6 separate regions of the Homo sapiens genome follow, and regions 2, 3, 4, 5 and 6 are each linked to region 1. A link is a contact called in ENCODE Hi-C or POLR2A ChIA-PET data. All regions are on one chromosome and are shown on one strand. The core of a region is the stretch at or near the end of the contact, and the rest is flanking DNA. Distances in the headings are between cores, read along the strand shown. Region 1 overlaps ABTB2 (ankyrin repeat and BTB domain containing 2). Region 2 overlaps LOC105376626 (a long non-coding RNA gene). Region 3 overlaps CD44 (CD44 molecule (IN blood group)). Region 4 holds the start of C11orf91 (chromosome 11 open reading frame 91). Region 5 overlaps KIAA1549L (KIAA1549 like). Region 6 holds the start of CD44 (CD44 molecule (IN blood group)).

Evidence for each region. A loop is a pair of places that touch in the nucleus more often than their neighbours do. ChIA-PET counts read pairs that join two places held with the same protein, here RNA polymerase II (POLR2A). Pooled maps may share reads with other maps.
Region 2: a pooled map shows a loop between it and region 1 (5-fold over the local background). The contact joins two enhancer-like sites. A Hi-C loop is called at or near these places in 1 of 168 maps with a recorded cell type or tissue (GM12878), 4 of 37 single-sample maps with no recorded cell type and 10 of 50 pooled maps. POLR2A ChIA-PET finds 5 or more read pairs at or near these places in 1 of 52 experiments (activated T-cell).
Region 3: a pooled map shows a loop between it and region 1 (6-fold over the local background). The contact joins two enhancer-like sites. A Hi-C loop is called at or near these places in 1 of 37 single-sample maps with no recorded cell type and 9 of 50 pooled maps. POLR2A ChIA-PET finds 5 or more read pairs at or near these places in 2 of 52 experiments (both activated T-cell).
Region 4: a pooled map shows a loop between it and region 1 (4-fold over the local background). The contact joins the promoter of C11orf91 here to the enhancer-like site in region 1. A Hi-C loop is called at or near these places in 1 of 168 maps with a recorded cell type or tissue (naive thymus-derived CD4-positive, alpha-beta T cell) and 5 of 50 pooled maps. POLR2A ChIA-PET finds 5 or more read pairs at or near these places in 1 of 52 experiments (activated T-cell).
Region 5: a loop to region 1 is called in a map with no recorded cell type, with 8 times the contacts of the local background. The contact joins two enhancer-like sites. A Hi-C loop is called at or near these places in 6 of 37 single-sample maps with no recorded cell type and 3 of 50 pooled maps.
Region 6: a map with no recorded cell type shows a loop between it and region 1 (8-fold over the local background). The contact joins the promoter of CD44 here to the enhancer-like site in region 1. A Hi-C loop is called at or near these places in 8 of 37 single-sample maps with no recorded cell type and 10 of 50 pooled maps.

Annotation. Positions count from the first base shown.
Region 1 is chr11:34,231,871-34,236,031 of GRCh38, reverse strand. All of the region lies in intron 1 of ABTB2 (ankyrin repeat and BTB domain containing 2), which reads left to right. Among named protein-coding and RNA genes, the nearest start is that of ABTB2, 120 kb to the left of the region's middle. RefSeq lists enhancers at 1,501-1,830, 1,507-2,031. Within about 2 kb of position 1,836, at least 13 of the 41 ENCODE cell types and tissues checked have a DNase peak (open chromatin) inside an H3K27ac peak, as active enhancers do.
Region 2 is chr11:35,003,950-35,008,373 of GRCh38, reverse strand. LOC105376626 (a long non-coding RNA gene) reads left to right here. Exons shown (of 4, transcript XR_001748180.2): 4 at 1-671. Among named protein-coding and RNA genes, the nearest start is that of MIR1343, 64 kb to the right of the region's middle. Within about 2 kb of position 2,787, at least 7 of the 41 ENCODE cell types and tissues checked have a DNase peak (open chromatin) inside an H3K27ac peak, as active enhancers do.
Region 3 is chr11:35,165,087-35,169,359 of GRCh38, reverse strand. All of the region lies in intron 1 of CD44 (CD44 molecule (IN blood group)), which reads right to left. Among named protein-coding and RNA genes, the nearest start is that of SNORD164, 4.3 kb to the right of the region's middle. RefSeq lists an enhancer at 3,272-3,331 and a silencer at 3,752-3,801. Within about 2 kb of position 2,664, at least 31 of the 41 ENCODE cell types and tissues checked have a DNase peak (open chromatin) inside an H3K27ac peak, as active enhancers do.
Region 4 is chr11:33,698,405-33,702,815 of GRCh38, reverse strand. C11orf91 (chromosome 11 open reading frame 91) reads left to right here and starts at 1,990. Exons shown (of 2, transcript NM_001166692.2): 1 at 1,990-2,571; 2 at 4,302-4,411. The coding sequence starts at 2,076. The coding sequence ends at 4,387. RefSeq lists silencers at 1,815-2,054, 2,235-2,324.
Region 5 is chr11:33,381,020-33,385,532 of GRCh38, reverse strand. The region is part of intron 1 of KIAA1549L (KIAA1549 like); the gene reads right to left. Among named protein-coding and RNA genes, the nearest start is that of KIAA1549L, 7.2 kb to the right of the region's middle. Within about 2 kb of position 2,377, at least 2 of the 41 ENCODE cell types and tissues checked have a DNase peak (open chromatin) inside an H3K27ac peak, as active enhancers do.
Region 6 is chr11:35,137,233-35,141,532 of GRCh38, reverse strand. It overlaps CD44 (CD44 molecule (IN blood group)), which reads right to left and starts at 2,362. Exons shown (of 18, transcript NM_000610.4): 1 at 2,163-2,362. The coding sequence starts at 2,229. CD44-DT (CD44 divergent transcript) reads left to right here and starts at 3,501. Exons shown (of 3, transcript NR_120528.1): 1 at 3,501-3,835. RefSeq lists enhancers at 965-1,465, 2,633-3,197 and a silencer at 2,653-2,722.

The DNA of each region.
Region 1 (4,161 bases), core at 587-3,086:
CCCCAGAACCCAGCAGCATCTCTCCCCGTCTGGCGCTCAGCCTGCTTCTGAGTGTGGGCAGCAGGGAAGCTAGGCGCTGTGCTTGCCCAGACCACACAGCTGTCTCTGTTTAGGGCTTTGCTGCCTGAAAGTTTGTTTCAAGGAGGAACAGGCTCTGCTCTGCCTTCTCAGCTTGGTCTCCTTACCTGGGGCACAAAGAGTGTTCACTTAGCTAGCGCTGACCTCCTGCAGCTAATTAATGCCTCTAGCATGGATCAGAAAAAGCTCTGCAAAGTGCAATTAGCGATGGATCACTTGTTGCTACTTCATAGGAGTGGTGTCAGCAGTATTCATGGCTTGTGGCTTAAAAGCCAGAAGGAGATCCCCAATCAGGTCCTGGATGGCTCTGATAGGCAAATCCTCTTAGGAAGGTGGGATCACAGGCACCAATTCCTTTTGACCTCCCCCGCTCCCCTTCCTGTGGGGCTTATTGAACAGAGGCTAATTCATTCAGTATTGGAGATGTAGCAGTTTATTGTGGGGTTCAAGATCCTTGTCATCTCTGAGGATAACAGAGAGAGCCCTTTTATTGAACTCTTGCTATGTGTCAGGCATTGGGTTTAGTGCTTTATGCGATATGTTCATAACCACTACAGAGAAGAAACCATATCCGCTTTACAGATGAAGAAACTGAGGTCTAGAGGTTAAGTACTTACCCCGGGTCATGGTCAGATATTTGGCTGATGGCATTCATTTCTTTTCTAGAAATGTCTTGAGCATCTATGTGGCTGACATTTTTCAGGCAATCCCTGCTATGCAGAGCTTGCATTTTAGAGGGAGTAGGGGCACCAGATACTGAGCAAGTAAGCAAATTAATAAACACAATAATCTCGGCCGGGCACGGTGGCTCACGCCTGTAATCCCAGCACTTTGGGTGGCTAAGGCAGGCGGATCACAAGGTCAGGAGATCGAGACCATCCTGGCTAACACGGTGAAACCCCATCTCTACTAAAAATACAAAAAAAAAATTAGCCAGGCGCCGTGGCGGGCGCCTATAGTCCTAGCTACTTGGGAGGCTGAGGCAGGAGAATGGCGTGAACCCAGGAGGCAGAGCTTGCAGTGAGCCAAGATAGCGCCACTGCACTCCAGCCTGGGCGAAGGAGCGAGACTCTGTCTCAAAAATAAATAAATAAATAAATAAAATAAACACAATAATCTCTGTATAAGTGCTTCAGGGAAACTAAAAGGGCCCTCTTCTGTGGCAGAACTGGGATTCCCAGTCTCTGAGGTTAAGCAGGAGCAGGTAGCATTACCCTGTAAGCTGGGAGTCGCAATAGGCAATTAGTTACCTGACTGTCCCAGGGCTTGGCACTGCCTGGTAGCCCTGCCTTTTCATAAGGAAAAGATTCCGCACAAAGCACTTTACCTAGGTTTTGTGAGAGGCGGAGCCAGAGCTGGCATCCGAGGTGTTCTCACAATGCTGGACTTTGAGGCACAGGAGAGAATTGCATTTCTCCTCTGAGCAGTGGAACCAGCCCTGGTGCCTCCCTTGCCCAGCCTCACCCTGGGACCCTGGGTGTGAGTAGTTAGTCTTGTTATCAGTGAGAGTAACCCAGGAATCTCCCTGATGGGGAAATCCCAGGTAATTTACTGTGTCTCTGATATTCCGGTTACAGCCTCTGCTCTAGAAAGGCCAGGGAGGGGAGAATCTAAAAGTTCTCCATTTCTCGCTTGAGATGGCATCCCCCCATGCTTTCCTTAGGCCTCCTTGAGTAAGGTGTCTGCAAATAGCTTCTCAGCATGACTTCACCCGGAAGCTCATCTGAGTGACTCACAGCCTGCTTTAGGCACCTCCTCCAGGGAGACGCTCTTACCCTTGCCCCCACCCCAACAGGGGAGGGGAGGGGAGAAGGGAAACCCCCTAACTGAGCCACGGAGAAGGCCTTGCCAGAGCACTGTGGAAAATACCTGCAGCCCAGCTTGGCCCTGCTTCAGGTGCCCTGGGATGTATGGTTTCTCTAGTCTTCTGAGAGGGATCAAGCTGACAATTCAAATTTGAGGGAGCGATGACCCTGGAAACTGTGTAGGTCTTAAAAAGAAATATATATCCAAACACACTGACCTGAAAAGATGTCCACAAAATACAGGATTCAGCATTAGGTGAAAAATAATTTCATTATGTTCCTGTTTCTCAAATTCGGTTTGTGATTTTAAAAAATTGATAGGTTAGTACATGTATTTGTACATGTACTATTTGTACTAAAAGCCTATTTGAAGAAAAATTATAATATATTAATAATAGTTATCTCTGGGAGGTAGTATTAAAAGAAACTTTATTCATTATTCCTTTCTGATTTTTAAAAAATAATCATAATTACCTTTATAATAAAAAAAAAAAAGGTGGGCCAGGTACAGTGGTTCATGCCTATAATCCCAGCACTTTGCAAGGCCAAGGCAGATTGCTTGAGCCCAGGATTTCAAGACCAGCCTGAGCAACATGGTGAGACCTTGTCTCTACAAAACATTTTTAGAAACTTAGCTGGGTGTGGTGGTGTACCCCTGTGGTCCCAGCTAATTGGGAGGCTGAGGCAGGAGGATTGCTTGAGCCCAGGAGTTTAACGCTGCAGTGACCTGGGAGGCGGAGGCTGCAGTGAGCCAAGGTCACACCACTGCACTTCAGCCTGGGCAACAAGGAGGCTCTGTCTCAAAAAAAAAAAAAGCTGCAGTGAGCCATGATCATGCCATTTCCCTTCTGCCTGGGTAATAGAGCAAGACCCTGTCTCAAAAAGAAAGGGTTGTTTTTTTGTTTTGCTTTGTCTTCAAAAAAATAAAAAGAAAAATCCTCATGCACCAAGCCCAGGTGTCCTAATTGTGTCCTCATTATTAAATGCCTAACTTCCCGTGGTGGACTGTTAGCAGGAAGCGACTGGGATGGACTTAACATTCACTTAGCAAACAGCTACCTCCCTAGCCACTGGAGGACCAAACCACTATGACAGGGTGTCTCCCTTCAGTGGCTCCCAGCATGATGGAGGGGGTAGTATATGTTTTGCGGGGCATTTGGGGTTTTGGGGGGAGGTTAGGGGGTTTTTTGAGACAGAGTCTCCTTCTGTCACCCAGGCTGGAGTGCAGTGGTGTGATTATGGCTCACTGCAGCCCTGACCTCACAGGCTCAAGAGATCCTCCCACCTCAGCTTCCCAAGAAGCTGGGACCATTACGCCTGGCTAATTTTATTTATTATTATGTATTTTTTTTTAAGAGACAGAGTCCCACTATGTTGCCCAAACTGGTCTCAGTGATCCTCCCACCTTGGTCTCCCAAAGTTCTGAGATTACAAGTGGGAGCCACCATGCCCCCTGACCAACCACCACCCTGCACCCAAGGCCAAGGGCTCGATAAATACTTTGCAAACAAATGGATATGTAAATGAGTAGATACTAAGTGGTCTGTGAGAGAAGGCTACAGATTGTGGTGGGGCTTCAGAAGGTCTCGAGAGGTCCCTTGCTGGGGATTAGGTTAGGCCTCGTGATGGTGCTTCTGGGATATTCCTTTTCTCTAGGATTTAAATGTCTCATTTAAGAACAATTTTTTTTTTTTTTTTTGAGACAGAGTCTCCCTCTATTGCCCAGGCTGGAGTGCAGTGGCGCGATCTCAGCTCACTGCAGCCTCCGCTTCCCAGGTTCAAGTGCTTCTCATGCCTCTGCCTCCCAAGTAGCTGGCGCTACAGGCGTGCACCACTATGCCCTGCTAATTTTTTGTATTTTTAGTAGAGATGGGGTTTCACCATGTTGGCCAGGCTGGTCTTGAACTCCTGACCTCAAATGATCCACCCACCTAGGCCTCCCCAAGTGCTGGGATTACAGGCATGAGCCACCACTCCCAGCATAAGAACAATTTTAGATTTACATGAAAGTCGCAAGAGTATTACAGAAAGTTTCCAGATACCCCACACCGTTTCCCCTATTAACATTATTAACTAAAGTTCATACTTCTTTAGGATTTCCTTAGTTTTTACCTAATGTCCTTTTTCTGTCTCAGGAACCCATGCCATATTTAGTTGTTATATGTCCTTAGATTCTTCTTGGCTGTGACAAGACTTTCTTTGTTCTTGGTGAGCTTGACAGTTTAGAGGAGAGCTGATCAGATATTTTACAGAATATCTTTCAGTCTAAAGTTTTTCT
Region 2 (4,424 bases), core at 1,538-4,037, 770 kb before region 1:
CTGGAACAGGATCTCTTTGCCTAGGGTCATAAAATGAGGGATCCAGATGGTACAGGGAAGTGTAAATGGCAGTTGGAGATGGGACAACAGTAAGTGCAGAGGCAGAGACACAGGTCAGCAGACCCCACATGTGACATGTCAAGTACAGGGAGTAGGGGAAGAGGTGGGAGACATGGTACAAGAAGTCAAAAGATCCACTGGTTCCCTGTATTCCATGAAAACGTTACTGTACAGAATATTACACATTTCCAAGTTGGAGACACTAAAATACAAAGGTACAAATTGTCTAAGCGCAGATATGAGGCAGTGGCAAATTAATAAAACAAATCACATGCCTGTTTCTAACCTGTTTACCATGGCCAAGAAGAGTCTGTGAAATCAAGTTAGACATTCTGTCTTTGAAATCATGCATTCACAGAACTTATGGAAGCTTTCAAGTGGAAATGTCTTTACTCTTTAAAAAAAAAAAAAAAGCTCAAGTAATGCCCTAATCATCTCTTATTATTGTTTGTATCTGCAGGATTTGGAAACTGCTCAGGAAAACAACTGGATTCCTAATAATCCCTGAACAATTCTTTTTTTTTTTCTTTTCCTGTGGACATTAGCCTTTTAATTTTTCCACAAGGAATTCTGGGCCAATTTAACTAATAAATAATAACAGAATTTTCTAAGTGCATGGTACTTTTGCTTTATCTGATTTCATGGCTTTCCTGTTCCATGACAACCCACTGTCTTTTCCCTCACATGTATGTTTTATGATGGTTTTTTCAGGCATTTGAAAAAGCTTTAACACTTTCACTCAAGCTAAGACACCTCAATTTTCATTAGTGACTTTATTGTCCAGGAGGTGTTACAGAGACTACCAAATAGTTTCAAAATTACTTGCTCAGTCACGATGCCCACAGTTGACTCTCAGCCTAGCAAAAGAGAAGAAAAGAAGTTCTTGTGTTTACTGTCCTGAACATACCCTTATGCTAGTATGCAATCTCCTCAGGTCCCCTCAATTAGGGTCACATTTCCGTTTTACAGTGATAATGCAAGAGACTCTGGGTACTGTTCAATGAATATAGGTTTAATGTAATATATGTATTTCTGCAAATATATATATATATATAAATGAGGATTTTGTAAGCACCATTTAAAATTACCTGAGGGGCATTTTCTAAGTAACTGTGAGTCTTTTTGTAAAGCAAAAGCCCTTTTAAAAAATAACATCATTCCTTATTTCATGTGTTCTAAGTTCAGGTTTTCATGGACTAATTTCAAAAAATGATGGAGGCCACCATTCTTTTTCATTTGTTGAGTAAGCTTTACACCAACACAAGAGGCCATCACGCTTTGCCCTTAAGCTTTACTTAACAACGATATTTGAGCATGTGGGCTACTGAGACAGAAAAGTTCCCCCATGAGTCAGCAGCCAGCCCCAGCAAAAGATTTCATGGTCCCAACTAACTAGCCCACAGCCTTTCATATTCAGTTCTGCTTTCTCAGTGGTCTCTAGGAGTCTAATTTCTGGTTAGGAACTGAGAAATTGGGTTGATTTCCACTTCCGTAGGATAGCAAGATATCCGCAGGATGTCAAGGGGGCTGGGCCAGTACCCCAAGTTAGCAGTAGTGAAAAAAGTGGCTGAGCCCCAGGATCTAGAGCACATGAACTCTTTCCCACCTCAAACCCCCATTCCACCCTCTACCCCATGAGGTCCCAAAGGAGATGAGCAGAGAACAAGACCTGGCAAAGAGAGGTTGTTAATGGAGCTCCGACCTCAAACCCTGATGTCTCACCTTAGACTCATTTCCAGGAGTGGGGCCCTGGGTTTCATATTTTAAAAAGCATGGCATATTGGCGTATGTCTCCCCCGACCCCCACCACCACTGCCATTGGAATGCCTAAGGCCAGTGGTGTGCTGAAGCTGGCTTGTACCAGCTCGTGAGAGCTGATTGTTAAACTTTTAAGAACTTTGCAAGCTGATTATTAAACACAGCTATTACTGAAAGCTAAATTATATAAGCTTAGGATTCAATAAATTATACCGGAAGCAAAGATAATAAATACCCAAAGCTCACCACTTCCTATTCATTTACTATTATCTATGTTCTTGAGGTTTTTACCTCTATTGTATCTTTAATGGTGGAAATACTATGTAATAATGGAGAGCTATGCATCTCTTCCTAATTCTACACTCAGTAACATTACATTGGAAGCTTGAAATCAGAGCATTTATACCACCGAAATCAGCAAATACTACAAATCAGGGATTGATTTATTGTGGATTGTCTCTAGACTTAAGAAAATAATAGAGAAAAATGTAAATAATGCAGATTAAACTTAAAAATGTCATGTTTGTAGTTGGTACACTATGAATAGCACAAAATTTGAGAAAATATTCCAGTATTTGAAAATTATCTGATTCAGTAGAGAAAGTACTCTCTTCATGGACAAACATGTAAACTTCTGTGTCACTGTTGTTTTAACTTTTATCTTATTCTTTTGTGTAAAGGAAAATGTCAACCAACATTTAGGTCAGTAACCTACTTATTCATCAACTGCAATCATAGTTTGGCTGCAAATAAAAGCGTTCTATAAAATCAGGTAAAGCATTCCGTGATAACATACAATAAGGAGTATTGTATGTTCTATAGTTCTTAGTAAGTCATATATTTTACTCCTTGTAAATCAGTAAAATTTATAACAGACTTATAATTGGTTATATATCCATATGCATTTCTTCTCCAAAGAGCTGGTTGTTAAACATTTACCGGCACACCACTGCTTAAGCCAAGAACAGAAACAGGTTAAACAGCCTCCTGGGCTTCTATCCCATAGGTTCACACCCTTATCTCAGCCCTTTAGTTTACCATTCTCCTGTCAAGAAGAAAACAAAGAATAGAAACCTTTGTACAATTAAATCAAAAGGAAAAGAAATATTCCCTAAGATCTAAGGCAGATAATTTAATCTGCCTAATCCAGCCCTTCCTAAGAAGGCTGCCTCTCAAGTAGGAATGGCTTGAGGCTGATGTGACCACACCTGCCATGTGGAAAAGCTGAGAGCAATAATAACAGATGGCAGACTTGGCACTGTAGCCTAATAAATATTCTCCCTTTTAATGAGTCCACATCAGATGGCTCCTTGGGGGCAATGGGGGAGAAGCAGGGAACAAAAGCAGTTTCTCTTGCTTCCTGGTCGGATCTCGTACATGTTTGGGGGTACATAACAAAAGATCAGTGAGCATTTCTGCCTTCCACCAAATGGAGTACACATGAACATCACAGCTTTGCGTACAATTACTTTAAAATCATCAATACTTGTATTTGAAAACATCTTTGTAGACTTGGAACCAACCCAAATGCCCATCAATAATAGACTGGATAAAGAAAATGTGGCACATATACACCATGGAATACTTTGCAGCCACAAAAAAGGATGAGTTCATGTCCTTTGCAGGGACTTGGATGAAGCTGGAAACCAGCATTCTCAGCAAACTAACACAGGAACAGAAAACCAAATACGGCATGTTCTCACTCATAAGTGGGAGTTGAACAATGAGAACACATGAACGCAGGGAGGGGAACATCACACACCAGGGCCTGTTGGGGGGTGGGGGGCTAGGGGAGGGATAGCATTAGGAGAAATACCTAATGTAGATGACAGGTTGATGGGTGTGGCAAACCAACATGGCAAGTGTATACATATGTAACAAACCTGAACGTTCTGCACGTGTATCCCAGAACTTAAAGTATAATAAAACAACAAGAACAACAAAAAAGAAAATCTTTGTAAAGTGAAATAAAACCCAAATACCAGACAAATACATGGAATCTTGAAAAATCCTGTTACTCAATGGTGTTGTTTGGTCTTTAGGCCAATGCTAATAATCAACACTAACCACTAAGGAGTGTCCTTCAGTGCAGGAAAAAAAAATGCAGTGAAACTTTACATTTTCTTTTTAAATGGCCAGCTCTGTCTCTCATCAAATCAGATGACTGACTGACCATATTATTCTTGAGCTCCTGTGCACGTACCTATTCAATTTTTCTACATACTTCCACGAAATTTATGTTCTATATTTTTCATGAAACATACCATGAGTATTTTCCATGTTGTTAGTCTTATTCCCCCCTGCATGTTCTCCTTAATAATTTTTCTCTTGAAAAAAGCAAAAGTCCACCAAATATCTGTTATCTGAGTATCATAAGGTAGAAACCTTAGGTAAAAAGTCATTCCCCAATTAAAGGGAGTGCAATTTTTCATTTATGAAAAAACACAACTGGGGGATATTTTTAAAAGGAGGCTTCAGGTTAGTTGCTTTTGAATGTCTTATTTACCGTATCATAAAAAATAAATATACAAGATGACTTATCTGGTCTCCAAATAAGAAATGAGTCAATGCTACGAGCATAAAATGTTCACATATCCACCCACCAT
Region 3 (4,273 bases), core at 1,415-3,914, 930 kb before region 1:
CAGGTAAAGAATTACAAGAAATTATTATCTTCAAGGTCTCTAGTAACCAGAAATTCCAGCATTCTGAAATTTTGGAACTTCTCTGTGGGCTTCGTTGACAACAGAAATGGTGTCTCCCTTCTTCACAATTATATTCCCAGTACCTAGTACAGCCTCCCATGGTAGGCAAATGTTGAATGAAATAATGAATTAATAAATGCTCTCTTTCTGCCCCCAACCCCCGACAGGCTGCAGTCTTATAGGGTGCAAAAAGATCACCTATCAGGTTCCTTTCCCACATCATATCTGAGGAATCACCAGCTGGTGTTTGCTGAGAATTCCTTATTGGATACTTAAAATGTCTTTAACCCAGAACTTTGCTTCTGTGAACATTTGCTGTTTTCCCCGAAAGCAAATGTTTCAGAGACCAACTTTTAGTTTTGTAACTGGCTTTGTCTGTCTGAATGTGCAAGCTATCATCTCAGTTACAGGACAGTATGTTCACATACCATCACAGGGCCATTTCTGAGGCCAGATCTCCTAGGGAACATGGCAAACACAGTACATTCCATATGAAGACCACCCAAAGACAACCTACAGTCATACTATGCCCAAAGAGAGGGCACTGTCAGTTCTCCAGACCAGACGTCTCCAGATTCTGCAAAATGAGTTAATTTGTTTTCTAACTTGAGCCACCCAGGTGTGCCTGATCCCTATTTGTCATCTCCTCAGGAGGGATGAGGCAGAATTAGATTTTTGGTTCCAGATTAAGCTATATGTAAGGAGAAGTTGCTTTATCATGAAGATGAGAATAAAGCCAGTTCCTGCTACTCAATGGTGTTCTAATTCCTGCAGCTCCTGGTCCATAACCACAGTGAGCACTCACTGAGTGCCTAGTCTGGGTTCAAGGTATTCAGCACTTTACACCTAATATTTCACTTAATTTTCCTAACAATCCTGTGTGGCAGGCATTTTTATTATCCCCATTTTACACAAGAGGTAACTGATTCATTGAGAAGATGTAAGTAACTTGTGCTAGTCACTGGGGGACCTGGGTTTCAGACTGGGCAATCTGGCTGATCATTTTCCAGTGTTAAATTCCAACTTATGCACAGGTCAGACACTGAAATGACAGGAAGCCCACTTACCCTTCATGTGATTTTTTAATAAAGTGTGGAGAGGTGATCATGAAAAGAGAGCCCTAGAGAGAAGAATTTGAGCTTATTGAATATTATTTTAAGATCAGAAGTCCCTTGATTCTGGACCACAAGATAGGGGCCTTTACCAAGGCCTGGTAAGGCTTCAGTGGAACAAACTTCACTAATGGAATTTTCACTCTCTCTCCAGAGAGGAGATTCTGAAGTCTTGACCTTGACTGGCTTTCCCCAGCAGTGGGCTGACTGCTTCTCTCTGATTCTGCCTGTTGGTCTTCCCATCATACTCTTGGGAATTTAGAAAGCCCAAACCTAGTCGTAGCCCCCAGGCCTCCTGCCCTTTACAGCCTGAATGCTCTCTCTACAATTAGGCAGGGCTCTTAGGAGAGGACTCCAGGACTTGGGGTTGGCCCAGGGTTGGGTCACCAAGGACACAGGCTGTCCTTGTGACATTACGAGATGTCTGCAGCCAAACCCAAAAATCTAGACTGACCAAGCTAAGGCTCCAGGTTGATGTAGCTGGAACATAGCTCTCTGGGTGGACTGCACCCAAAGTGATTGAGCTCCTGGGAGTCAACCACACACAAACCACTTGGGCAGCCAGAAGCACTGGTAAGCTCTCCAAATTTTTTATTTTTACAGTGTTTATCATTAAAAAGCCAGGATTCTATTTCTGTCCTCTGATTTGCTGAGCTCATGTCCAAAACAGATTGCACAACTAATAAATCTTACTGAGCTGGTTCTGATCAGAAGTAGGAAGGGAAAAGGACAAGGTTTTGTTGTTTTAAAGCATTATTGTTAATTGGATTATCTATTTTTAAAGCCAGGAGGCACAATGGGAAGCTTCTAACCAATTTCTCTTGTGACACAGGAGAAAATAAAATCAAGGATAGCCGAGTATGGTCCTCCAGCAAGTTAAAAAACAAAACAAAACAAACAAAAAACAAAAACAAAAACACACACACACACACACAAAACTCAGTGGTTCATAATTGCAGATTTCTGACTCCTACACCAGTGCTGTTGCTACTGATCTATCTTTCATAAGAGGTCTGAGCAAGCTGCTCTCAAAAAAGCCACAACTCACTGTCTTAATAGGACACGAAGAAGTCATTTTCTTCTTCATTTGTTCGAAGGCTTCAAAGCCCAGAAGTTTTCATCTGGGAGTCTTTCTAGCTATTGTGCCCTCTGCTGCCCCCCAGGCCTGCCAGTCTAGAAGGCTGGCACATCACTCGCCCCCATCTCCTGATGCCCATGTGATGGGCTCCTGGTGAAAGGGTGTATTGTTTAGCATCCACTTCTGAATGAGGCCAGAATCACACTTGGTGGCCGAATCGCCTTTGGCTGCCCAGTGCAGACCATGAGTCTTGAGTGACTCAGTCTCTCCCGGAATTGCCCTGGAGGCAGATGAGGGTTTAATGAGCAGAGAAAACAGTCATGCACAATCATACCCAGAGAATTTCCTCCAGAATGTGCCCTGGGTTGCTTTCAACTGAGCTATTCATCACTTGGCACTTAGAAATGCAAGGCACCCCAACGTCTTGGCGCCTGGCTGGACCCCCTGATTTCTCTGCCTTTTTTCCGTGGAGCCTGGAGCCTGTCATGGCAGTCAACGCTGAACCAACATGGAGGGGCCTGTCACATTGGAGAAGAATCCCAAGGGTTCTCCTAGCTGTTACCCTGGCCCTTCAGCCAAGGCCACCAAATGATCAACCCAATGCACAGCCTAGAAAGCTCTTGGGTTGTTTTGAGAGTTTGGAGAACAGTACTGTCCCTGTCTCCTAATGGGATGATGGGGACTTGGAGGTGAGGGTATGGAGAACTGTTTAACCCCCCACTCCTGGTCCTGGATCCAACAGAGTCTTTCTGGCAAAAGAAAGTATATGTCCCAGAACTGTTGCTTCACTGCACCAGAATTCTGTAACACCAAGTAGTCTTTGACGAGTGCGTCTTCAGGCAGAGAAACCACAGTACCCACCCCTGTGTGTTGCCATGGTGATCAGGAAATCCTCTGGCCTCACGATCTTTGTTTTCTGCTTTTTCGGATCTTATTGATTTAGCAGATTGACTAGCACAAACCCAGGATGTGGTAAATGAAATGAAAAAAGCATCTTGGGGCCCAAATAGGGTTTTTCCTCTTGCAAGTAGAAAATAAGGTTGGGCCACTTGGTTTTGTCATTGTATTTTTTTTTCTGGGTAGTTACAATGACTGATACATCACCTAATCAATATACAGTTTCTGCTAATGTCTATAGCTGGCATTTTGTGGAACTGCTTAGCTTTAGTTTGAGGGAAGACTTTCGTAACAGTTGAGGTAGGATGAGAAACTGTTACTCATAGGTAATATCTATATTTCAGGGCTGATTCATGGGTTGCTGACATGCTGAGATAAGCCGGGGGCCCCCATCTGGGAGTGGGATGCACTGGTTCTAGCCTAAACTCTGTTAATTATAAGCTAATTATGTGACCTTGAATAACTCCCTGTAGCTCCCCCAGGCACACCTTGCCTTCCTGCCACCCAAGATGAAATAAAAAGTTATGAAATTTTGGAGCTTGGGGGATAAAAGTGAGAAGGTTGATGTGCATACCTGGGACAGTATTAAAATCTCAAAAAGCTTCTCAGAAACCTCATATGAATTAAGACACATTGGGGCTCCACCCTCAGCAGAACCGAATGGATTAAAGTACATCAGGCTTTGCTATTCTTGCCACGTAGCAGTTTCCTTCACCAATTATAAAGCACTTTCACACCCAAAAGCAGCCTGTGAGGCCCAGAGGGTAGGTACTACAGACCCATTTAAAAGGTGAAGAAACTAATGGACATAAGTTTCACAGACTCAAAGTCTTACGGAGAGTTTGGTAAACCCAGATCTCAACTCAGATTTTCCAGTTCTGCTAATTTTCCCCATTCCCCTCTGGTGCTGCCTTTTCAACTTGGGTTGTCAACAGGCAAATGGGACCAGTGGAAGCATTCAGAGAGAAGATTGATGGTTTTCAGATGTTTCTTTCTCTCCCTGACATGATGTCTTAGGCACAACCACAGTATTTCAAGTGGTTGAAAATCAAGCTGAGCTAATGGGGGCTGGAGTGAGGGTGGAAGGGCAGACCCAGAGACTCAATCTACCAGATGCTCATTCTCT
Region 4 (4,411 bases), core at 741-3,240, 530 kb after region 1:
GTCTTGAGTCCAAAACCCTGGTTCTTACCATTACTGTGGTTCTGTAGGGGTGAAAAAATTTTTCTTCTAATCTCTTAGGTTCAGAGCCTGGGGCCTGAGAATTAAACTGACAAAGACAGATTAACAGAAGACAAAGTTTATTACGCAGGTACATGGGGTTCTTACAGAAACAAAGTGAAAACCCAAAGAAGTGGCTTGAGAGCTTATATACAATTTTAACAATGGGCGATTGTAGAAAAGTGATAAGACAAAGGAAAAGAGGTTTGAGCTTCTTGGGCAGTAAATTATGGGAAGTTAAATATGTGGGGGAAACTAATGGAAGATAAGGGTATTTTTTATTTTATTTTATTTTATTTATTTTGAGACAGGGTCCTGCCTTGTCACCCAGGCTGGAGTGCAGTGCTATGATTGTGGCTCACTGCAGCCTCAACCTCAGCCTCCTTGGTTCAAGAAATCCTCCCACTTCAGCTCCTGAGTGGCTCCAGGCAAATGCCACCACACCTGGTTAATTTTTTAAATTATTTTATAGAGACAGAATCTCGCTATGTTGCCCCTGGCTGTTCTCAAACTCTTGGCCTCAAGAGATCCCACCTCAGACTCCCAGAGTGCTGGGATTACAGGCTGGGTGCTGAGCTATCGCACATGGCCTGTATTAGCCATAGACTGAGGGGAAATACATTTTCTTGAGAGCCTCAGCCTAGTGATCACTTGTATGAATAAACAATGATGGGTGGCTGCCAAAGTCAGAGAGCAAATACTGCGTGTGACAACTAAGTGTGGGAAGCTCAGTGTGGGAAGAAAAAGCTTCCCAGTTTCAGACATGCCCCTTAGTAGGGACAGCTGCCTCTTGTGTTTGGACAAAGTGTCCAAGTTCAAGTGTTTCACACACACACTGTTCCGTCTTCTGTTTGATCACAACCCTATGAGGCAGCCTGGTTTTCTTATTTCTATTTTATGGAAAACCTACTTAAAAGTCAAGCAACTTGTCCAAGGCTACCCAGCTTGAATATCTGACTCTCTCCACTTTGCTGCTACACACACACACACACACACACACACACTTTGCACTGTGTGTGCAGATACATATGCATATATATATTTAACTTGTGAAGCTGATACTGACTCTTTAACTGCCCTCCACCCATCACTAGTCATACCAGTGATCATTAGGCAGAGGCTCTCAAGAAAATGTATTAGTTATTTCCCCTCAGTCTATGGCTAATACAGGTTACTCACATAAATGAGCTGTCATGTCCTTTGGACAAAATGTCCAAATCGCTCATAAGCAATGGGTGAAGTATTTGAGGTAGGGCGGACAGGATTTCCTTTTGGTGGTTAGCTCGTTGCCTGTTAGCTCCTGGTGATATCTGTGTTTGGAAGAGAACTAAACTGCATTTCACTGAAAACACTCCTTCAGGTCTATTACAAACCAGATGAGGATCCCCTTTTCTAGAATCTTCCTCAACACTGCTAACGTTTGGCAGATACATAGGTTGGCTCTAACAGCCATTCCCAATCAATCCTCTTCTCCTTTGTCTGCCTCCCACAGTAGTGGATGAAAAATCAGACACTGATTTTCTCAGACTTCTTTGCTGTGGGCGCGGCCAGTGAGGCAATGAGGTAAGTCTGCTGGTGCAGGGGCCAGGTTTCTAGGAAATACTTTTCTCCCTCATGGGAGAAAGAGAGGAAGCCTGAAGTAAGCTTTCTTCTGCAGCCCTGGCCCGCTGCCTGTTCTGGATGAGGGTATGCTGGGATATGACAACGGAAGCCAGCGGGGTCGCAGAGCAAGAGCGAGGCGGTGGGCGGAGTCGAGGGACGGGAGGCGAGGCGAGGCGAGCCAGGGGGCGTGGCTTTCTAACTGCGGGGTGCGGCCAGCCGAGGTGGGCGGGGCCGCGTTCCGGGACGTGGTCGTCCGGGCTTTGGAACCCCGCCTGTTAGGGGCCGGGCTGAGGCGAAAGGGTGGGGCCGCGCTCCATCGGGGCGGGGCTTGTGGAACCTCGAAACCCCGGCGACTCGGGGCCTGAGCGCGCGTCTCCCGGCGCGGGGTTCCTCCCACGCAGACCCTCATTCAAACGATGCCAAAGGGGCGGCGCGGCAGCCACAGCCCCACCATGAGCCAGCGGTCGGCTCCGCCCCTCTATTTCCCGTCCCTGTACGACCGCGGCATCTCCTCGTCCCCGCTCAGCGACTTCAACATCTGGAAGAAGCTCTTCGTGCCGCTGAAGGCGGGCGGGGCGCCAGTGGGCGGGGCGGCGGGGGCCCGGTCCCTGTCCCAGGCGCTCCCCGCCCCGGCGCCCCCGCCCCCGCCACCACCCGGCCTGGGTCCCTCCAGCGAGCGCCCCTGGCCCTCGCCCTGGCCCTCCGGCCTGGCCTCCATCCCCTACGAGCCTCTGCGCTTCTTCTACTCACCGCCGCCGGGGCCTGAGGTGGTTGCCTCGCCCCTGGTCCCCTGCCCCTCGACCCCCAGGCTCGCCTCTGCCTCCCACCCGGAGGAGCTCTGCGAGCTGGAGATCCGGATTAAGGAGCTGGAGTTGCTCACCATCACTGGGGACGGCTTCGACTCCCAGAGCTGTGCGTGACCTCGCCAGGGCCACCGAGCCCAGCCTTAGCCTGCCCTAGCTCCCTCCTTGGCTCCGTGCCCCGACCCGAAATGTAGCCTGGTTTGACTCCAGCCCCCAGTAGTCCCAGATCCAAAATCTATCCCCTAGCACCCAGACTCCCTTATCCTGGACTTAACCGACTCCTCCCCCCACCACAGATCTGAACTTCATGAGCCTCTTAGTCCCAAACTCCATCCTCCCTCCGTCCTAAACCCTTTGGGTCATCTGGACTCTGAGCCTCCACACCTGGAACTCCATCCGCCACCACCCCGTCCTGAACTTTAATCCTCCTGCACAGTCATCCTCCTACCCTGTACTCTGGAGCTCCACCCACCACAGACAGTCCCTAAGCTTTAATGTTCGGTCCTAAACCGGGGCTCTCCATGGGGGGAAGGTGAAGTAAGGTGACTGTCAGTTGTCTGTAGGGGGAGGTGGGAGTTGTGCAAGAACCACAAGGCCCAAGGCCGTTTCCAGGGCAGCTTTGGGACACTCCACTTCTCAATGCTGGGGGGCAGCCCCCCTGGGACTCTGTGGCCTTGGCGCCGGTAGTTCTCTCACCAGGATCCTGGGCTGATATCTGGTCTTACGTCTGAAGTCTTAGGGCTCTGGACCACGTGTGCTGATGCGGGCAGGATCCCTCAGCCTACGAGCTGAATGACTCCTCCCTGTTGGAGGGTAAAGTTGTTAAATGCCTTGTACTCCAAGAAGGACCTATTGCAAAGTAGAACTTTCAGTAGCGGTAGGTTGTCCTGCAGACTTTGTCTTTCCCATCACTTGTTTTGGCTAAGGCTTGTCCTTGACCACTGGAGAAGGGCAGATAGTTCTAAAAAGATCATTCCAACTATCGTATATAACGGCTTAAGTTGGCTTCCCCTGCCACACAGAGAAGGGAAGTATGAAATAACCTAAATGCTTAGGTCCGTGTGGCCATGGAAATGGTCTTCAGTTCATCAGACACACTGTAATGCACCCTTTCTCATAGCCATGGAAGGAAGACAGTCCCTAGAAAAACTGGGCTTTGCTAAGTCCTGGATTTCTTAACTATGAATACATACATAATACTATGTATTCATAGTTAAGAAATCTTAACCGAATACATAGTTAAGAAATCCAGGGGCCGGGTGTGGTGGCTGGCACTTGTAATCTCAGCACTTTGGGGGGGCCAATGCGGGTGGATCATTTGAGGTCAGGAGCCTGACCAACAAGAGGATCATTGAGGACCAGCCTGACCAACATGGTAAAACCCTGTCTCTACTAAAATACAAAAATGAGCCGGGCTTGGTGGCACACATTTGTAATCTCATCTACTCGGGAGGATGAGGCAGGAGAATCGCTTGAACCCAGGAGGCCGAGGTTGCAGTAAGCCAAGATTGTGCCACTGCACTCCAACCTGGGTGAAAGAGTGAGACTCCCTCTCAAAAAAAAAAAAAAAAAAAAAAAATTAGAAGAAGAAGAAATCCAGGACTTAGCAACTCTGACTGTAAAAACACATGTAACTGGATGTGTTGCATGTACAGTCAGAACCAGTTACATGTTTTTACAGTCAGAGTTTTCAGTTTTTTGTTTTTTTCTCTCCCATCTTGGATCACAAATGGAGTTTTAGGGTCGAGGAAGCACAGTTGCTTCCCAAGAGTTTGCTTTGGAAGTGTTAGGAAAAGCCCTTATCTCTATTACGGCTAAGTTTGTTTTGCTCTCCTGCAGACACATTCCTGAAGGCGCTAAAAGACGAAAAGTTACAAGGACTGAAGACCAAGCAACCTGGAAAGAAGTCGGCCTCTCTCTCCTGAGGAGCTGCCTACCAGAGCTTGGGC
Region 5 (4,513 bases), core at 1,128-3,627, 850 kb after region 1:
ATCACGGTCAATTTTACTCCCTAGGGGGACATTTAGCAATGTCTGGAAACATTTTTGGTTGTCACAACTAAGAGTGAGGGGAGTTACTGACATCTACCAGGCAGTCAGAAATATTGCTAAACTTCTAATGCACAGGACAGGCAACCACAACAAAGAACCGTTGAACCCAAAATGTTAATAGTGCTGACGTTAAGAAACCCTGAACTAGAGAAATCAAGACAGTGTTGTACTGGCATATGGAGAGAAGTACAATAGAACAGACTAGAAATAAACCCAGACATATATGGTGCCAAGATAAGTCAATGGACCAAGGATAGTCTTTTCAATAAGTGGTGCTAGAACAATTAAATATCCATATAAAAAAATTAACCTTGATTCTTACTTTGCACCATACACAAACATGAAATGGATCACAGACCTAAAAGTAAAAATAAAAATACAAAACTTCTAGAAGAAATCATAGATATTTGTGACCTTGGCACACATTAGGCAATTTCTATGCTAGGACACAAAAAGCACAAATCTTAAATTGAAAAGTTGATAGAGTTAATCTAAATTTAAAACTTCTCTCCTTTTAAAAAAAAAAAACAAAAAACAAAAAAAACGCTGTTAATAAAATGAAAAGACAAGCCACAGACCGGGAGAACACAGTTGCAAAACACCTATCTGATAAAAAGACTTGTATCCAGACTATATAAAGAAAAGCTCAAAACTCAGTAAAAAGAAAACAATCCAATTTTTAAATGGGCAAAATAACTTAACAGACTTCAAAGTAGAGATATAGATGGCAAGTAAGAACATGAAAAGATATGCAACAATAAAATTATTAGTGATTAGAGAAATGTAAACTAAAATGAATGAGATACCACTAAACAGCTATTAGAATGGCTGACATCTAAATTAAAAGGAAAAACAAAGCTGACAATACCAAATGCCAGTGAGGATACAGAGGAACAACTAGAACTCTCATACATTGCTAATGAGAATGCAAAACTGTACAGCTACTTTGAAAAACAGTTTGGCAGTTTCTTATAAGATGAAATACGTCCCTAACACATGACCAAGCAATCCCACCCCTAGGCATTTACCCAAAAGGAATGAAAACTGCCCACAGAAAGACTTCCATGTCATAAACTGGAAACAACCCACATGTCCATCAACTGCTGAATGCATAAGCAAACTGTGGTGCAATGGAATACTATTCTGCAATAAAAAGAACAGAATTAGTGATCGATGCAATGACACAGATGATTTTCAAGAGCATTATGCTAAGTGAAAGAAGCCAAATGCAAAATGTTATATACAGTACAATTCCATTTCTACGACCTTCTGGGAAAGGCAAAACTACAGGGATGGAAAATACATGGGTAGTTTCCAGGGACTGGGTGTGTTGGGGGAGTGGATTAACTGCAAGGGGCAGGAGGGAACTTTTTGAGGTGACAGAAATGTTCTGTATCTGGATTGTGGTGGTGGACGCATGATTGCACACTTTTGTCAAAACTCATCATGCAGCACACCTACAAAGGATGAATTTCACTGTATGTAAATTACACCTTAATAAACTTGACTTTAAAAAAAGAAGAAAAAGATGGTGGCTGATGAGTGTGTTCTCTTTGTACTGCATGACATTTTAGAAATCTGAACTAATTGGTGATATTTGAAAACAAAAAGATTCTAAATAAAGATCTGCCTTTTCTTGAGAAGTCAGAACTATGGCACCCTGAGCCTCGGTCCCATGCAGGCTGCCACTAAGCAGTAGCTGCCTCTTTGAGCAACGCAGGCACTTGCTGTCCTGCCACATCCCCCAACCTGACCCAATTCATGGAAGTACTTTACCCACCTGCCACCACACCTGCCCGAGTGAGAGTTTCTTGTCCTGGACCACGGGCTGCCTGAGAGCAGGGTCCAGGCCTAGCCTGTTCTCACTATACCCCCAGCATCTAGTGGAGGGCCTGACACATGCTGGGTGCTTGATAAACACTGCTGAATTAATATGACTCAGTTGCCACCTTCCTGCCAGCTCCTAAAACTGACATTTACAACACCCAGATTGCTAACTGCTCCTTTGGTCCTGAAGTCCCCAAAGAGAGTCACCATCCATGGCTGCCATCCCGTGACCCAGAATAATGTGTCCCTCTGTGTGTTTAGAAATCCCCTCTAATATGTTGTCAAGCAACGAAAATGTTTTAAGGTCATTCCAACTATTCATTTTTGTCTGGGGAAGAGTGGAGTTTTTGTTTGTCTTTAAAAAAAAAAAAAGAAAGAAAGAAAACCACAATATGGGCTTGAAGGTTAATGAAAATAAAAAGGGAAGTGTGCACATTCATTTTGAATATTCTCAGATCATATTCCAGTAATTTGAGACTTGAGCTAAGTAAGCTTCTGAGAGATTCTCTGGTCGTCATCAGAATTTCAGGATCCTGAAGTTTCCATGGTGGTGGTCAGTTTGACGGAAGGATGTGGGTCAGCAAAGGGATATCTAACTTATTTTATGCCAGTGTTAAAAGTACAGTAACACTGTACTTTTCCAAGTACAAGTAACACTGTACTTTTAATATTTAATACACTTTCTTCTTTTCCTACCTCCTTATTTTATTTTCTCTGTCTCTTGCTTGTCCCCCTTCTCCCTGAACCCCCAAATGCTGCAGTATCCCAGCCCCTCAGAGCCCTTCAGTCCCCCGAGGAGGGCCAGGGGAAGTCCCAGGGCAGGGAGAGGGTGCCAGGGACTCCTCCCTACAGTGCCCTGTGCTCTGGCCCCAAGATCATTTTCTTTACTTTGTGGGGATGGGAAGGATGAGATGGGAGGCAAGATTTGGGACATCTTGTAAGAATCTTTGAAGTACTAATCATACTCAGAGTAAAAAGTCAAAATATATTTTATTGGGCCATCTACATTTGGGGGAAAAACACCAAATCAAACACTCTGGTCATATGTCTTTCATGTTTAAAAATGAGAAAGTGTGAACACATATAATTAGACCTCATCTTAACCCTCCCTTGGCCCACCTCCCCCATGACTCTGCTTTTCTCTAGAGAAAAAACTTCATAAGAATTGTCTTATGTGTTGCCTCCAATGCCTCTTTTTCCTTTCTCTCTTGAACCATCTGCAGTTAGAGTTTTATCCCCATCACTCTCAGAGCCACTAACCACCTTCACACCTCCAAACTCAACGTGCATTGCTAGTGCCTATCTAACTCCACTCTCAGCAGCATCTGTCCAAGCCAATCACGCCCTCCTCCTTGATTGCTTTCTTCTCTTAGCACCCAGGACACCATATACACTTTCTTCTCTTCCTACTGCCTCATTGTTTTCTTCTCTATCTCTTGCTGGTCCCCTTCACCCTGAACCCCTGAATGCTGCAGTAATCCCAGGCTCCTTGCTCAGATCTCCCTCTCTCTTCTCCATACTCACTTTCTAGGTTTCTTATTCGCTTCCATGCTGATGGCTCCAAAATGTATGCCTTAGGACCTGTTATCGCCCTAGAATTCCAGACTACTTTGTTCAACTGGCAACCTGACATCTCCACTTGAATAAACATTTCAAGCTTTACATACCCCCAAATGAACTCTTATTTTCTTACCCCAAACCTGAACTGCTGTCTCAATTAATGGCAACTTCATCTTCCCAGTTGCTTGAGCCAAAGACCTTGGAGCCGTATCAATTCCTCTCTTTCTCTCCTACCCTTTTAATCCACCAGATAATTCTACTAGCTCTATCTTCAAGAGACATCCAAAATCTAACCACTTCTGCTACCACCCTCTCTAAGCCATCTTCATCTGCAGATTGATTTCAATAACAGCTTCCTTCCTGATCTCCTGGCTTCCATACTTGACCTTACAGACTTTTCTCTCCACAACAACCAAGGTGATTCTTTTAAAACTTAAGTCAGATTATGTCACCTCTTGTTTGGATGCTCCAATGGCTGACCATCTCACTCCAACTAAAGTACCCAGTCATCACCATGGCCAGTAAGTCCTATAGGATCCAGCCCCATCTCTCTCTTCAACATCATTTCTCACTACTCTCCCTTTGCTCATTCAATTCTACATTGGCATTCCTGCTCTTCCTCAAACAACGCAAGCACAATCTCTGCTCAAGGCCTTTGCACTTGCTTTTCCCACAGCCTGGAATATTCTTCCCCCAGATTTTCACTGTCAGGTCTACTCAAGGCCATCTCCTCAGAAAGGCCTCCTCTCACCACTCCATCTAGACAAGTTCATGTGTGAAGGCACTATCCCCTACCCTGATTTATTTTGCTCCATAGAGCTTACCATCACCCGACCTACAGGTATTTGCTTATTGCCACTTATTTCTCAAAATGGGGTCCACAAACTTGCATCGTCAGTATTACTCAAGTGCTTGTTAACAATGCAGACTCTCAAGCCTTATTTCAGACCTGCTGAATCAGAATCCACATTTCAACGAGATCTTCACGTGACTGGTAAGCACAGTCAAGTTTGGACGGCACTGGGCTCAATATTCTGAGGTAACGGTAACGAACAAAAACAAGCCC
Region 6 (4,300 bases), core at 1,113-3,612, 900 kb before region 1:
CTGGTAGGTAACATACAAATAAACTTCCCTAGAGACTATAGGGAAACCACCAGGGCCCTCTTCTTTCAGGCCAGGCCCAGGGCTCTCCCTGATCTCCAGCTTGACTCTTCTCTCCCATCCTGAATGTTTCCACTTTTCAAGGGCTTATTTGAGCTCCAGTCCCTTTTGGAACTTTCCCTAAGGCCTAGAGTCCACCAAAATCCTTCCCTCCCTGAAATCCTTCCAAGTTCGTCCATCTTATACAGTCTAACATATTCTAAGCCTAGGCTTTGGAGCTCAGTGGAGCTGGGTTTCCATCCAGCACTGCTCCTGGCTATGTGAATGCCAGCAAGTCACTTAACGTCTCTAAGCATCAGTTTTCCTCCTGTCAAACAGGCCTGATAACAGGAAGCTTCTTACTAGGCCATTGTGAGGGTAGAATGAGATAACACATGGAAAATATTTAACATAATGCCTGGCACAGTGAAAATATACAGTAAATGGTAGCTAGCACTGTATTCATTTTTTTTTTTTTAACAGAGTCACGCTTTGTCACCCAGGCTGGAGTGCAATGGCATAATCTTGGTTCACTGCAACCTTCACCTCCTAGGTTCAAGCAATTCTCCTGCCTCAGCGTCCCAAGCAGCTGGGACTACAGGTGTGCACCACCACACCCTGCTAATTTTTGTATTTTTTGTAAAGATGGGGTTTCACCATGTTGGCCAAGGCTGGTCTCAAACTCCTGACCTTGGGTAATTTGCTGCCTCAGCCTCCCAAAGTCCTAGGATTACAGGCATGGGCCACCATGACAGGCTGTGTTGTTGCTATCATTATTATTATTATTTCAGCTTCAGTAGTATAAATCCTAGATCCCCAAATCCCCACCTAGCAAAGACCTCTCACTCACACAGAAAGGGAGATGCATATGCACAGAGAACTCATCCTGCCTAGCCTCCACCTAGGGTCACTTTCTTCCTACTGCAGAAAGTAGGAAGATAGAGAAAGCAGAAAGTAATTCAAGATACTTTATACTGGGTACTCAATCTAAACTACCTGGGTGAGACTGTGTGTTTCAATTTCTCAGTACTCCCGTGGAACTGGGTTAATAAATATTTGCTGAGTAGAATTTACTGCATGCAGGCTGAGCTGTCTTAATGACCCAGCTGGCACTTCTTAAAAGAAAGATTAATTTTGGCCAGCGATAAGCAAATCGGCCATGTAATTATCTGTACATACATAGACAAAGAAAGAGAATGCTTGGAGTTGAGCCGTGCTAGAATATACCTTACACGCAGCCCCTCCCCTCCATAGCCACCACAAAGCACTGACCCTGTTTGGATGAGATATTGGAGCCCTAGCTCCAGGGTCCCTGATGTTGCCCTGGTATCAAGGCTCTTCTCTCTGCTCTGAGGCTGCCAGGCAGGGAATATAAGCCACCTTACTGTTGAGATTTCCCCACACTGATTGGCAGAAGCAGGAGGTGGTGAGGACCAAGCAGCTGGTCCAGTGGTTGCCTCTCATATTCATGCTCCCTATCCCAGGCTGGAATCTCATGGAGACCCAAGACCTCACCGCAGAGCTGGTTCAAGCTTCCACAGCGCTAAGGTGGCAGTGACACTGCGGACTGTAAGCTTTGGAACAAGGCTCAGTGGGGAGCTGGGAGAACCCAGGACCCCTTTCTGGAAAACCCATTGCCAGCTAGTCTCACACTTGGAATTGTGATCCCTTCTGTGACCACCTTGATAACAGCCACTCGCCCTGTTCCAGCCCCAGTCTCTGCCCCGCCCAGCTCTGCCCTGCCTAGACACAGCCCGGTGGGGCTTGGCGAGCCCTTGGGCACAGGAGCCTGTTAGTCCAGACAACGACTGTGCGCATCCGGGAGAACGGTTACTTTCTGCCATGTGCTGCAGCTCTAGCGACCTCGCCCAAAACTGCGCGCCGGCAGCCTGCCCAACAAACTTTCTTCTCTTTCTCTTTTTCTTTCAACCAAATGGTGCTTCCACAGACACATTCTCCAACGGTTTAGCGCAAATCCCAGCCCTGCTTTCCGGAGCCCAATGCACTTCGCAGACAGCTCACTTGACTCCAGTCCCCCAGGGCCGACTCAGCCGGAGGGGCTGCCGCCGGGTCCGCGCTGAGCACCCCGCACCCATCTTGCTGCCCAGGCTGCGGCGGGCACTCACCGATCTGCGCCAGGCTCAGCGGCACGAGGCAGAGTCCCCAGGCTGCGTGCCACCAAAACTTGTCCATGGTGTCCGGAGCGAACGGAGGGCGCGGGCGAAAGGAGCTGGAGGATCCCTGGGCGCGGGGCAGGGGCCGGCGGAGGACGGGACGAGGATGGCGGACCGAACCTGGCAGAGGCTGGGGTCCGCTGGGCAATGAGGCTGCCTCGGAAGTTGGCTGCAGTTTTTATTCGAGGTTGAAAACAGTGACCTAAGACGGAGGGAGGGAGCGAGCGAAGGACACACCCAAGCAAGGGGGGCTGTGACTAAGCAGCCCGCAGAGGTTTTAAGAAGTAGCAGCCCTCCCGGGCGGGCCCCTCTGCCCCCGCCCCGTGCTCTGCTGAGGCTGTAAATAATCGGGGCTGCCAGGGACGTGGGTCGGGGAACCTGGAGTGTCGCGGGGTGCCTGTGCCTCCGAGCCCCACTGGCCCCTGCGCCCAGAGACGCACTGGCTTTCTTCTCCCGCTGGCCCCGCGGCGTCAGGACAGAGGATGACCGAACCGTAAAACCTTGCACCATTGGGTTCAGCCTTTGGCCTCTCCTTTCCCGCTAAATTTCTCTGAATCCGGCTGGAGCAAGATCTCTGGGTTTCACAGGATGTTGGATATCCTGGGAGAGGAGCTGGAGAGAGGGCGAGGTCTTGCCCTGGGTGGCGCAGTGCCTCCGTGCCCACAGTGGGGAGTGAGGGGTGGGGAGTTGGTGAATCTTCCAAGTGGAAAGAGGGAGAGCTCATTCTTTTTCCCCTCAATAACAAGTCCACATGGCTTGAATGAATTTTAGCTTCTTGGCAGAACAGCTCAGGGAAAGCTACTGATGGCCTGTCATAGGGCTGGCATTTGGCTCAGCTAACCCATGTGTTCAAGCCAGTGTGAATGGGCACCTCTCTCCACACACATGCTCATTCATCCTCCTAAATATCCTTCCATCCGCCCATCCATCTATCCACCCATCTTTCCTTATGTCCTTCTGGGGCTCTCACATCCATCCATCCTCCTGTCCATCCACTAACCACTTAGGTCCATCTATCATCCCACTCATTCATTCATCCAACCACACACCTTTTAATTTATTCAACCACCTATTCTTCTATTCATCTTCCCATACAACTTCTCATCCATCATTCCACACTTCCTTTTTCACATCTCTTCATAAAACCACAACCATCCACCATCCTCTTCTCCACCCATCCACCCACATATCTGTTTATTGATATATCCACTCATTTCCCATCTGTCCAAGATCAACATATCCACCTATCATTTTATCCATTCTCTCATCCACCCATACGTTCATCTATTATTTTTGCCCCCATTATCCTCCTTTCTGTGTAAACATTAATTCATTTTCTCCCATCTTTCCTACCCAGCAGATCTTAAAGAGAGGAAGAGTTTGTAATATTCTTCAGGGGAAGCCTTTTGAGATTGAAATATCATACTTTGAATGATAACTCTATATCTATCTATAATATACTATGGTTTAATGTTTGGAAATCAAACGCAGTATTTATTTGTCATGTGAACTACTAAAAGTAAATCTGCATGGACTTCTTGCCTGGTGAGTTACACAGAAAATGAAAGTGATTATCAGTGGCTGTGGCAAGATGAAAGGAACCATGCCAGGACTTCTGAGGGAAGGTAAGATTTTGTTATTTATTTCAAGAAATTGAAAAGTTGAGAGAAATGCACCCAGCCATCCCCCTATGCATTCATTCATCAGACATGTAATGAGTGTTGTGGGGTATCGAGGTAAATAAGACCTGGCGCTATCTTCAGAGCCCTCACCCTCTGGTACGGAATAAAACTCACAAGCAGGCCATTACCATGCAAGGTGAAATATGCTGCAAAATGTGTGTGTTTGGGGTGCTACCATTCCTAGAGAAGGGAGTCACACTCTCTCCTGGAGAACACCAGGCAGTCTTCACAGGGGAAGTGATATTTGAGGCAGGCCTCAAAGGAAAAGGAGGAGGAATTCTTCAGATGAAACTACAGGGACAAGTAAGTCATCCACAGGCAGTACAGTGTAGTGACGAACAGCATGGATTCAGGAGCTAGAACACCTAGATCCAAACCCTATTATGGCTGCTTCTTAGTTGTGTGACC